Regions from separate parts of the Homo sapiens genome. Here region 1 is linked to region 2. A link is an interaction called in ENCODE POLR2A ChIA-PET data of the cell type or tissue named here. Cell type or tissue: PC-3. All regions are shown on one strand. Region 1 overlaps FAM120A (family with sequence similarity 120 member A). Region 2 overlaps FAM120A (family with sequence similarity 120 member A).

Region 1 (5,000 bases), 62 kb after region 2:
CCACCACGCATGGCTCTGCAGCTGTAGCGAAGGTCGTGGGACTCACGGATCGTCGCAGGATTGTGATGATTTGTCTCGGAATCCTCTGAGACCTGTGCACTTCCAGCTGATCAACTCTGGGAGTGGGGGGTGCAGGTGGAAACACTGAAAAGGATTGTTTGAAAAGTTGGTCAAAGATGAGGTCAAAGCATTTTTCTTTATCTTCTAGTGGGCCTGTGTAATACTTGGAGAAAATGATGCCTTTCTGTTCTAGGTAATTTTATCTCCTAATGTAAGGAATGTAAAAGTAACTGTATATTTAGTTGGAAATACAGAAAAGAATCCTCAAACATACAGTCTGAGAATATTATGAATTGTGGAAATTGTAAATTACTAGATCATTCTTTGAGCCATGGATAATTAGTTACAGACTATTTGTTTGTGTGGTGGGTCAATGCAGTCCTCCTGAGATGGTGAAGCTCCTTGTCAGCACTGACTGTGTGCAGTGCTGAGCTTTGGAACTTTAACCTAAGTTCATTAGATTTAAAATATTTCTGTTTGCAATTACTATGACAAACTTGCAATCTGTAAGGCTTTAAAGTGAAGCAGTTCTCACTACCTTTCCTTGGTGATAGTTGTCCTGAGAGTGATTGCTGAGCTGCTGGTGTGACTGTCACTGGCAGGAGGTGATGCTCGCTCTGCAGGGCTGTGAGCATCTCCACCCTCTGTGTCTTCAGTGGTTGGAGATACCATGTGGAACAATGAACATTGTAAATGACATTCTTCTCAAAGGTTCAGGACATTCTTCAATGTACCTGTTTTCATTCTTTTCTCACATTGTGTGATCCATTTGCTCTCAAAAGAATGACATTTCTTACTTTGCACATGGCTGGTCACTTGTCCTGGCCTGTCTCTACCCTTCACTTCTGCAGGCTGACCAGGCCCTCAGACCCCCTTTTTTCAGTTGTTCCTCTCTCCTGGGCTTAGCCTGCTTGTGTTGCAGGCTCTGTCTAGTCCCAAATCCTGTGACATCCTGGGTGTTGCAGCTCCTTTGTCCTCAGTTTCAGCGCACTGCAGTGGCTTCATGGTAGAAGGTATTCTTTTTTATTTGCTTGTGTGTTCTAAAAACAGAGTTACCTTTACATAGCAAACTCCTTCAGGCATTTCCAATGATCACCTCAGGTTGAATAGGAACAGGCTTTGTGGCTTCTGTGCTGTCCCGTGGAGTCAGATGTGACAGTCCCCTACCCCTCCAGTGTTGGGCCATTCGGCATCATTGGTGTGCTGCAGTACCAAACACGCCCAGGAAGTGGAGTCTTGACCTCGTGCCTGCTGCATGTCTGCAGCACGCACGGCTGATGGTGCTTCTCATGCTAGCTCCCCATCAGCTGTCTTGGTCTAGGTTGGGAGGTCTCCGTCTGGGCCTGGGAGAGGCTGTCCTGTTAATGCACAGTAGAGAAGGCTCTCAGAAGGGCCAGAATATGCAGAGCACGTAGGTGGTGGGGGACAGGAGGGGAGGTGGGGATTGTGGAAGCCAGGGCAGGCCACAGCTTTCATGGTGTCAGACTGCCCCGACCTTCTCTGAGCACACCAACTCCAGCTGGAATCAGAGGTCACAGGAATGGAGCCATCCTGTGGCTCCTTTTCTTCCAAAGGAAGAAAAGACAAGAAGGGTTGGGGAAGTGTGAAATGACTCAAGTGAATGGGGGTGCCATTGATGTAGGTGGAGGAGGAAAGGGACACAGGAGAACACAAAACAGGATGGTGGCAGCAGGTGGCACTGGGTCTTCTCTTGAGACATGGCTGAGATGGACAAGGGAACGCCGTATCTTCAAAGTGAGAACTTACAGGAACTCCCTTCCCTCCTCTCCTCTTCTCCTTCTTTTTAAGGATGGGAGACTGAATAGTTTGGTTATTGTTATGTTATTTTTTTGGCCAATGGGGAGGATTTAGTGGGGGAGAGGTGAGTTTATCAGAGAGAATAGGAAAAAATTAGACAGTCCTGATAAAGAGTTTGTATTAGTAGACTTAGGTGGGAAGGAGAAGCAGAGGCAGAAGTCCATACTTTGGGGCCATCTTTGTTGGTGAAGGCAGGAAGGATTGGGGGTAAGGATACCTCAGATTTGGTTTGGGAAAGGGAGTCAACTAGCACTGAGGAAAAGGACAGAGGCCCAGCCAGCTGCACTTATTAGTTGATCATGGAGCATGGGTATTTTCTGCACTGTAGTTTAGTACTTCTTTGCCAATGGTAGTTTAGTACTTCTTCAATGGTAAATGAGATTTTAAAAGGATTTCATAAACATTTATGTCTTTTGCTATTGTGTGTATTACCCTTAGAGCAGTGTGCAGCAGGCAGTGAAAGAATGAATAATTGGTTTAGGTACACACAACTTATTGGAGATGAAGACCCGGTTTGGTGCGTCAGAAAATTAAACTTTGTTGTGTGAGGGTGTGCGTAAGTGCTGAGATGCTTTGAAAGGTCAGTGCTAAACAAATTGCAGTCTTTTCTGCTCAAGTGATTTATGAACTTTGATTTTGATATTCTGTAGAGATGGGGAGCCATTGAAGGTTTGGTACAAATGATGTTTCTGTTTAGAAAGATGAGTTGGATAGCGATGTATGGACTGAACCAAAACAGAAATGAAGCCTTTACGTGTCAAAGATAGGGCAGGTGCAGATGACCTTTGCCTAGACAGTTAAGACCCTAGAATTTAAGTGTTTAGAAAAATGCATTGTTAATGTGCTATGACAAATACATATTTATTTCTGAATGGAAAAGATGTGTAGATTTGACCTGAGTTTAGAATTTGGGAGACCTTACTCAGTACTGTAATTTCAGTGGGTGAGATTTTTGTAAGCAGCTTTAGAATCTAGGTCTTTATAGGGAGCTGATAAAATTGAACTTGTTTCATGCGTTAGTTACATTCAAGAGGGGGAAACAAGCCTATAAAAAAGTTTTTTATGTCAGTGATATATCCATGATTATCACTGTAATTGGAACACCAGCTCTCCAGAAGGGAAATTTTTGTTTTGAGAATATCTTGTGATTGTTAAGTCTCAATGCTCTCAACTTGCTCAAAACCAACCTTGTTTGAGAATTGAGTAATGTGCACAGTGTGATCTGTGTTCATGAACATTGCATGCATTAAAATGCCTTCCATATAACCTGTTTATTAGATTTTAGCTGACTAAATACTGACCCTGCTCAGGCCATTGATTTAAACTTCATTACTTGAAATATCTATTAATTGGTAACACATATTTGTACTAAGGAGAGTGCTATAGCTTCTTGACACTAAATAGGATAGGAAAATGTCTCATTGTGCCACAATGAAGCTGACATTGAAAAGTTTCTCAGGAGTTCTTGATTGAGAAGATGGAACAATGATTGTATTTAGATCTTGTTGAAATTTGCTGTCTAATCTATGGCCACTCTTGGACCACATGGAGGTTGAATGAAATTATTGGCGTACTGGAAGAAGATCCATAAGCCAAAGAAAGAGTCCTGGGAGGCCATGTCCCTGTGAAGGATCGTTCTCCTCCGACCCTGCTTCCTTGGCTTTCTGATGTGATCTGGCAACCCAGCCCTCTGCATATGGGCTCCAGTGAGAGCCTGCTGCTCCAGCAGCTGGTGTGGCCTTTCTGAATGGAAAATCTGTGACCTAAAATAGCTTCAGAACCTTATCTGCGCAGCTATATATTCCTGTTAATGGTCACTGTAACAATAAAGAATGTCCCAAGATGGCCTTATTATCAGACAGAACTATTCAAAAGGCAAGCATGTTGAAGTCTTAAGGGTTTCTTAAAAATATTTAACTCTCAGCAGATTTAAGACATGTATATTCATTTGGAAACCTAGTCAGTGATTAAGGCATATGGTCAAGTGTTCATAATTTACAGCTAGCTTTCCTGTGATTTACCAAACTTTCATTTTTATAGTCACTATATGGCGAAAGTAGGATATGAGACCTTTAAAAATTTCTAACCCTTCTGCTCCTGAACTAGGTGATAGCAAAAAAAGAAAAAGAAAAAAAATTCTTTTGAAAGTCACGTTGTATTCTGTGCTGGCAGTTTATTTTCCACGCCTTTCTTTCCATCCCTAAGTTCTATAATTTCACTTTTAGGAAATTCAGAAGAATATTTGCTTATCATGGCAGTATATGCCTTGAAATTCTAAGCCCTCCCAGTGGTGCACGTAGAAGAGAACTAGTAACACCCAGGGGCATGCAGATTCCTGCAGACGTGATCCACGGTGATAGTGGCACCTGCTGGTAGGGAGGGTGGAACCCAGAGACCTTTTCTGTTGATGCTGGAATAAAGGTTGGGCCTCGAGATGAGTCCGGGGTCTGACGCAAGAACTCCTGGCTTTGAAGCCTGCACCTTGCAAAAATACAGATGCTGTGGCGAGTTTCTTCTACTCGTTCCTGTGGTGGAGGTGGTTACATGCCTCAATGGCTTTTCCTCCTTCAGGGTGCCTCTTGGTCGCTCCCAGTCACTGGGGTTCTTTCTTTCCAGGGGTCAGTGGGAGAGGCTGCAGTGGTTTGAGGGCAAATGAGACAGAGTAAAAGGCCTACATTTTAAAAGATTGTAGAGTAATAAGAATACCCAGCTATAATTGAAGAGCGCAAAGTTCAGAAAGTAAAGCTCAGTGATTCGCACATTTTTAAAATTAACGTCATCTTAATAAAATTGGCTTTTGTTTCTTGCCTCCCATTTCCTACAAAAGTCTTCCCTAATACCTCAAAATTAAGTAAATAAGAGAAACAGGCTTATAAGAAGCAGACAGATAAAAATTATACACACATGAAATAAATATGTGGAATGAGGGAGCAAGTTTATAGGTGAGTACTATTTTTATGAAAGATTTTCCTATATTGATTCCTGTATTTTTAAACCACCAAGAAAAGCCGAAAGGAGCATTTTTTCCTGGTATAGTTTGCTTCAGAAATGTTTTTATTTGTGCTAATAATTGGAATTGCTAATAAAAAGTAAACTAAGTCTGCTCACTGTGGATTATACTA
Region 2 (5,000 bases):
TCTGATTATGCACTGTGCAACATCCCCTACTATTTCAGTGCCCATGCCCTAAAACTGAGCCGGAACGGGAAAAGTCTCACCACAAGCCAATATCTGATGCATGAAGTTGCCAAGCAACTGGACCTGAATCCAAATCGTTTTCCTATTTTTGCTGCTCTCTTAGGTAGGTGGAGCAGTGTGAAAATATTTTATAAGGGAGTGACCATATGATAAGCACATTGATCTTTTAAGTGTTTCTGTGCTTGAATGTTTTGGATATGTATCACACATTGAAAAGAACCAAGGCGTGGGCTCTTCCTTAGCATTCCTTGCTTCGTATTATTTTTTGGCATAGCTAATGTGCTACTTTTGTTCTTAAGTGTTTGTTGAGGTATTGTTCTATCCAGGAATTGTTCAGATTAATTTTGTGAAAAAACTCATTTAAGGTTTTGGAAAACTAACATTCTAAATCACAGATGTCAACACATGGTCACTATGTAAATTAGACATTTAAACCTTTGACATAAATTATGTTTATAGTAGAAGAAAATATGCTATGGGGTTAGAATGGTTATGTTTTCACCTCATTTTCGGGATACTCACTACTTTAAAAGAGAAACAAAAATAAGCTATCGTAGCTTGTTTCCAACACCTACATTTTAAGTAAATGTATACATGTCTTTAAAAAATTTCCTTGGAGGAATTCCTTATGCTGAATACCCAGAAAGGATGAAATCTTGTTTTAACTATGACATTAGATTTTAATTTTCTTTAATTAAAAATAATTCCCCCACGCCTGTAATCCCAGCACTTTGGGAGGCCAAGGTGGGCAGCTCACCTGAGGTCAGGAGTTTGAGACCAGCCTGGCCAACATGGTGAAACCCTGTATTTACTAAAAATACAAAAATTAGCCGGGCATGGTGGTGGGCGCCTATAATCCTAGCTACTTGGGAGGCTGAGGCACAAGAATGGCTTGAACCAGGGAGGTGGAGGTTGCAGTGATCCAAGATCGTGCCACTGCACTCCAGCCTGGGAGACAGAGTGAGACTTTGTCTCCAAAAAAAAAAAAATTCCCAAGAAGTAATATATTTGTCTGTCACTTTATATTTGCATTGTGTGTTTTCTTTCTTTGCTCTTTTGTCAGCTACCCTTTCTTATGCTTTCATTGTGCTTGTCTCACCCTACTTTAATATCCAGCTCTAGTTTACTTAGTTTATAAGAATTGTGTCCAAATATAAGTAAACATGTTTTGGAGGGAGGCACTCCTGTGATTAGAATCCATGAATCTGATGGGATTTGGGGCTGTTTTGGACACACAAGGCCAGTTTGGGAAGCTGTGTGGTCTCTAGTGCTCAGTTACTGTGCTCCCTTGCAGTATATATTCTATAGAGGCTAGCAGTCCAATCCAGTCCTGTTCAAGAGGGGATTATATTGTGGATTATTTTTAGAAATGCCTAGTTATCAGAAAGATTTTTATAAACATTCCAAAACAGTTTTACACAACTAGAAATTGTAAGGAGTCACAATTTATTTTTATTTTTTTGGAGGGACTGGTTCTTTATTTCAAAGAGACACTTTTCAATATTCAGTATCAAAACGATTGCGCTATTGATTTCTATTTCTCCCAATCGGTCTCAAAGGAGAGTACATTTTAAGTCAATAAGTTGTAGGATGTATACCAACAGACCTCCTAGAAACCTTACCAGAAAATGGGGACTGGGCAGGGAAAGATTAACTTTAAAAGATCAGCAAACTGCCAGCCCATGGGCTGCAGAGGCTATGCTTTTCAAGTTTTCATCGTTAAGATATCTTTGGACAATTTTTTTTTTTTTTAAATGGAGTCTTGCTTTGTTGCCCAGGCTGGAGTACAGTAGTGTGATCTTGGGTCACTGCAACCTCCACCTGCATGGTTCAAGCAGTTCTCATGCCTCAGCCTCCTGAAAGCTGGGATTACAGGCGCCCACCACCACGCCCGGTTAATTTTTATATTTTTAGTAGAGACAGGGTTTCACCATGTTGGCCAGGCTGGTCTTGAACTCCTGAGCTCAAGCAATCCACCCACCTCTGTCTTTGCTGGGATTACAGGTGTGAGCTACCGCGCCCAGCCTTTTTTTGTTGTTGAAACAGGTTTTTACTCTGTTGCCTAGAGTGGAGTGCAGTGGTGCAATCTCGGCTCACTGCAACCTCCACCTCCCAGGCTCAAGTGATCCTCCCATCTCAACTTCCCAAGTAGTTGGGACTACAGGTGCATGCCACCACATCCGGCTAAAGTTTTTTGTGTGTTTTTGGTTGAGACAGGGTTTCATCATGTTGGCCAGGCCGGTCTCCAACTCCTGAGCTCAGGGCGATCCACCTGCCTGAGCCTCCCAAAGTGCTGGGATTACAGGCATGAGCCATTGCGCCTGGCCACATAATTTTTTATATGTTATTTTGTGAAAGCATTTCATGTTTTACTATATGAGTCAGTCAACAAAATTGTGATTTCACAACTTGTGTTTGTTTGGATCTAATCTCAAATACAGTGCTTAGTAAGGGAACTCTTGTGCCTTTGGGGATTTGGGGATTAAAACGAATCTTTTAAATATATTTTCAAATATTAAAATATAAAAGGATATTTCCTCTGATGTTAAAAGTGAGTATGGGGGTGGCACATTATATGGAAAGTTCCATGTTTGCTTAAATGCTATGTAAAATAACTTGGCATATTAATTGACTTTGAATGTGAAAATCATATGCTCTTAGAATATGGATGCCTTAGCTCATTTGAAAAATGGAAGAATACTTGTTTATCTTGTTTAAGAAACATTGAATATGGTATTTGGAAGATGATGCCAACTGATACTTTTCTAGCTTGTTAGTTTGTGAAGTTTTGAAATAAATGAAAAAATCAATTGCAATATGTTGTCAATTTAATTTAGGGCTTGCAATCTCTTCAAAAAGTTTAGTGAAGTTATAGGTAAGCTCCTAAGTTTTTGTTGTTGTTGTTGTTGTTGTTGTTTTTTGAGATGGAGTCTCTCTCTGTTGCCTAGGCTGGAGTGCAGTGGTGCGATCTTGGCTCACTGCAACCTCTGTCTCCCAGGTTCAAGCGATTCTCATGCCTCAGCCTCCCGAGTAGCTGGGATTACAGGTGTGTGCCACCGCACCTGGCTAATTTTCACCACGTTGGCCAGGCTGGAAAAGTTTCACTGTGCTCAAATGAGAAAGCTTATTTTTCTTTTCCCTTCTGTAATGGAAAGTATAGCTATATAAAGTATTTTGTTTTAGGAATGTTGGAATATTCATTTAAGTATTTCACCCCCCAATTTTTCACAGGGACTGTTACTAATGTTGGAGTTGCCTTAATATTATTTCGAATTGAAGCTTCCAAAATTTCGGACACTTCGTTCTTTTTTTGTTTGTTTGTTTTTTGAGACAGAGTCTTGCTCTGTCGCCCAGGCTGGAGTGCAGTGGCATGATCTCGCCTCACTGCAAGCTCCGCCTCCCAGGTTCACACCATTCTCCCACCTCAGCCTCCCGAGTAGCTGGGACTACAGGCAACCGCCACCACTCCCTGCTAATTTTTTGTATTTTTAGTAGAGATGGGGTTTCACCGTGTTAGCCAGGATGGTCTCGATCTCCTGACCTCATGATCCGCCCACCTTGGCTTCCCAAAGTGCTGGGATTATAGGTGTGAGCCACCGTGCCCGGCCAGACACTTCATTCTTCACCGTGAAATTCTATGCAATCCATTAACGGGAAAACAATATCAAGCCAGCAAACCTGAGCAGTTACGGTTCAGATTTGCTCATTTGGACATCACGGGAGTTCAGTACCTCTGGCTTGTGTGTTTGTGTGTTTGGAATACAGGTGGAGTGTCCCTTATCTGAAATGCTTAGGACCAGAAGTATTTTAGAGTATTTGCATATGCCTAATGAAGTATCTTAAAGATGGGACCCAAGTCAGCATGAAAGTCATTTATGTTTCATATATACCTTATACACATAGTTTAAAGGTAATTTTGTAAAACATTTTAAATAATTTTGTGCAGGAAACAACATTTTGACCGCCTTTTGACTGTGACCCATCTTATGAGCACAGGTGTGGAATTTTCCACTTGCATCATGTTGATGTTGAAAAAGTTTCAGATTTTACATCAGATTTTACAGACTTTACATCATTTTGGACTACGGATGCTCAACCTATATTATAACGTAGCAATATTCCAAATGGTCTTAGTTTGTGTTGCATTCTGTTAGTAGCAAATTAATGAATTTGCTATCATAATGTGGAGGTGATTAAGTAATGTTATAAAAATCATGGTTATTTAGGAAATTACTGCTTTGAGATTTCAATGAGATAGCTAACCTACTAAAGATCAGGTATACCAGGCATACGAACATTATTATGAAAGTAGAGTATTACCCCCAAATATAGTTTCTCAATTGAATACAGTTTTGTTTGTAGACTGTGACAGCACTGGTGATAGGATGAGCAGCTTAATGGCCTCATGAGTATTACTGTAGGATGGGCCTTTTCACATATGTTTGTGGGTGGTGATGGAAATTATGGGAGAAGGGTGTTGATTCATGTTACAATCAGCAGTCATTGTCATTTAATCTTGCTAAGAAAGGTTTTATAATTGTGCAGATTTCACATTTGGTGTTTTTATGTAATTTTGAACCGTAGCTATTTCATGAACAGATGAAAGCTTGAACCATAGTCATTTCATGAACAAATGAAAACTTGAATCTAATTGGTATTTGATATCCTGACATTGTCAGACTGACCTTTTGCAAACTGGTGTTTATTTTTAATACTGTGCTGTGAAGTTGTTTCAGTTTTATGCAGTTCTTAGGTTGAATGCTGTTGGGACTGCACTAGAAATTCCCGTCATTCTTGAAGCAGCTGCAAAGATTCTGCCTGCTGTATGTCGCTTTATGTTAAGAGATGAAGATTTGTTCTCAGTTTCTGTTTGAAAGTTTTCTACTATAGGTGACAATATGCAGCACTTTTGAAAGTTTCCCTATGTTACTTAAGATGAT

What was found. Peaks named below come from ENCODE experiments on the same cell type or tissue, not always from the same donor. Only the 100,000 strongest peaks of a DNase experiment are listed, where the experiment ranks them.
Region 1: POLR2A ChIA-PET joins it to region 2 with 8 read pairs; 5 of 35 experiments call an interaction of 5 or more read pairs at or near these places.

What each region holds. Positions count from the first base shown.
Region 1 is chr9:93,532,775-93,537,774 of GRCh38, forward strand. The region is part of intron 10 of FAM120A (family with sequence similarity 120 member A); the gene reads left to right. Among named protein-coding and RNA genes, the nearest start is that of PHF2, 41 kb to the right of the region's middle. In PC-3, no CTCF peak of the experiment used is centred here; no DNase peak of the experiment used is centred here.
Region 2 is chr9:93,471,225-93,476,224 of GRCh38, forward strand. It overlaps FAM120A (family with sequence similarity 120 member A), which reads left to right. Exons shown (of 18, transcript NM_014612.5): 2 at 1-163. Among named protein-coding and RNA genes, the nearest start is that of FAM120AOS, 20 kb to the left of the region's middle. In PC-3, no CTCF peak of the experiment used is centred here; a DNase peak (open chromatin) is centred at 2,327; H3K27ac peaks cover 748 bases.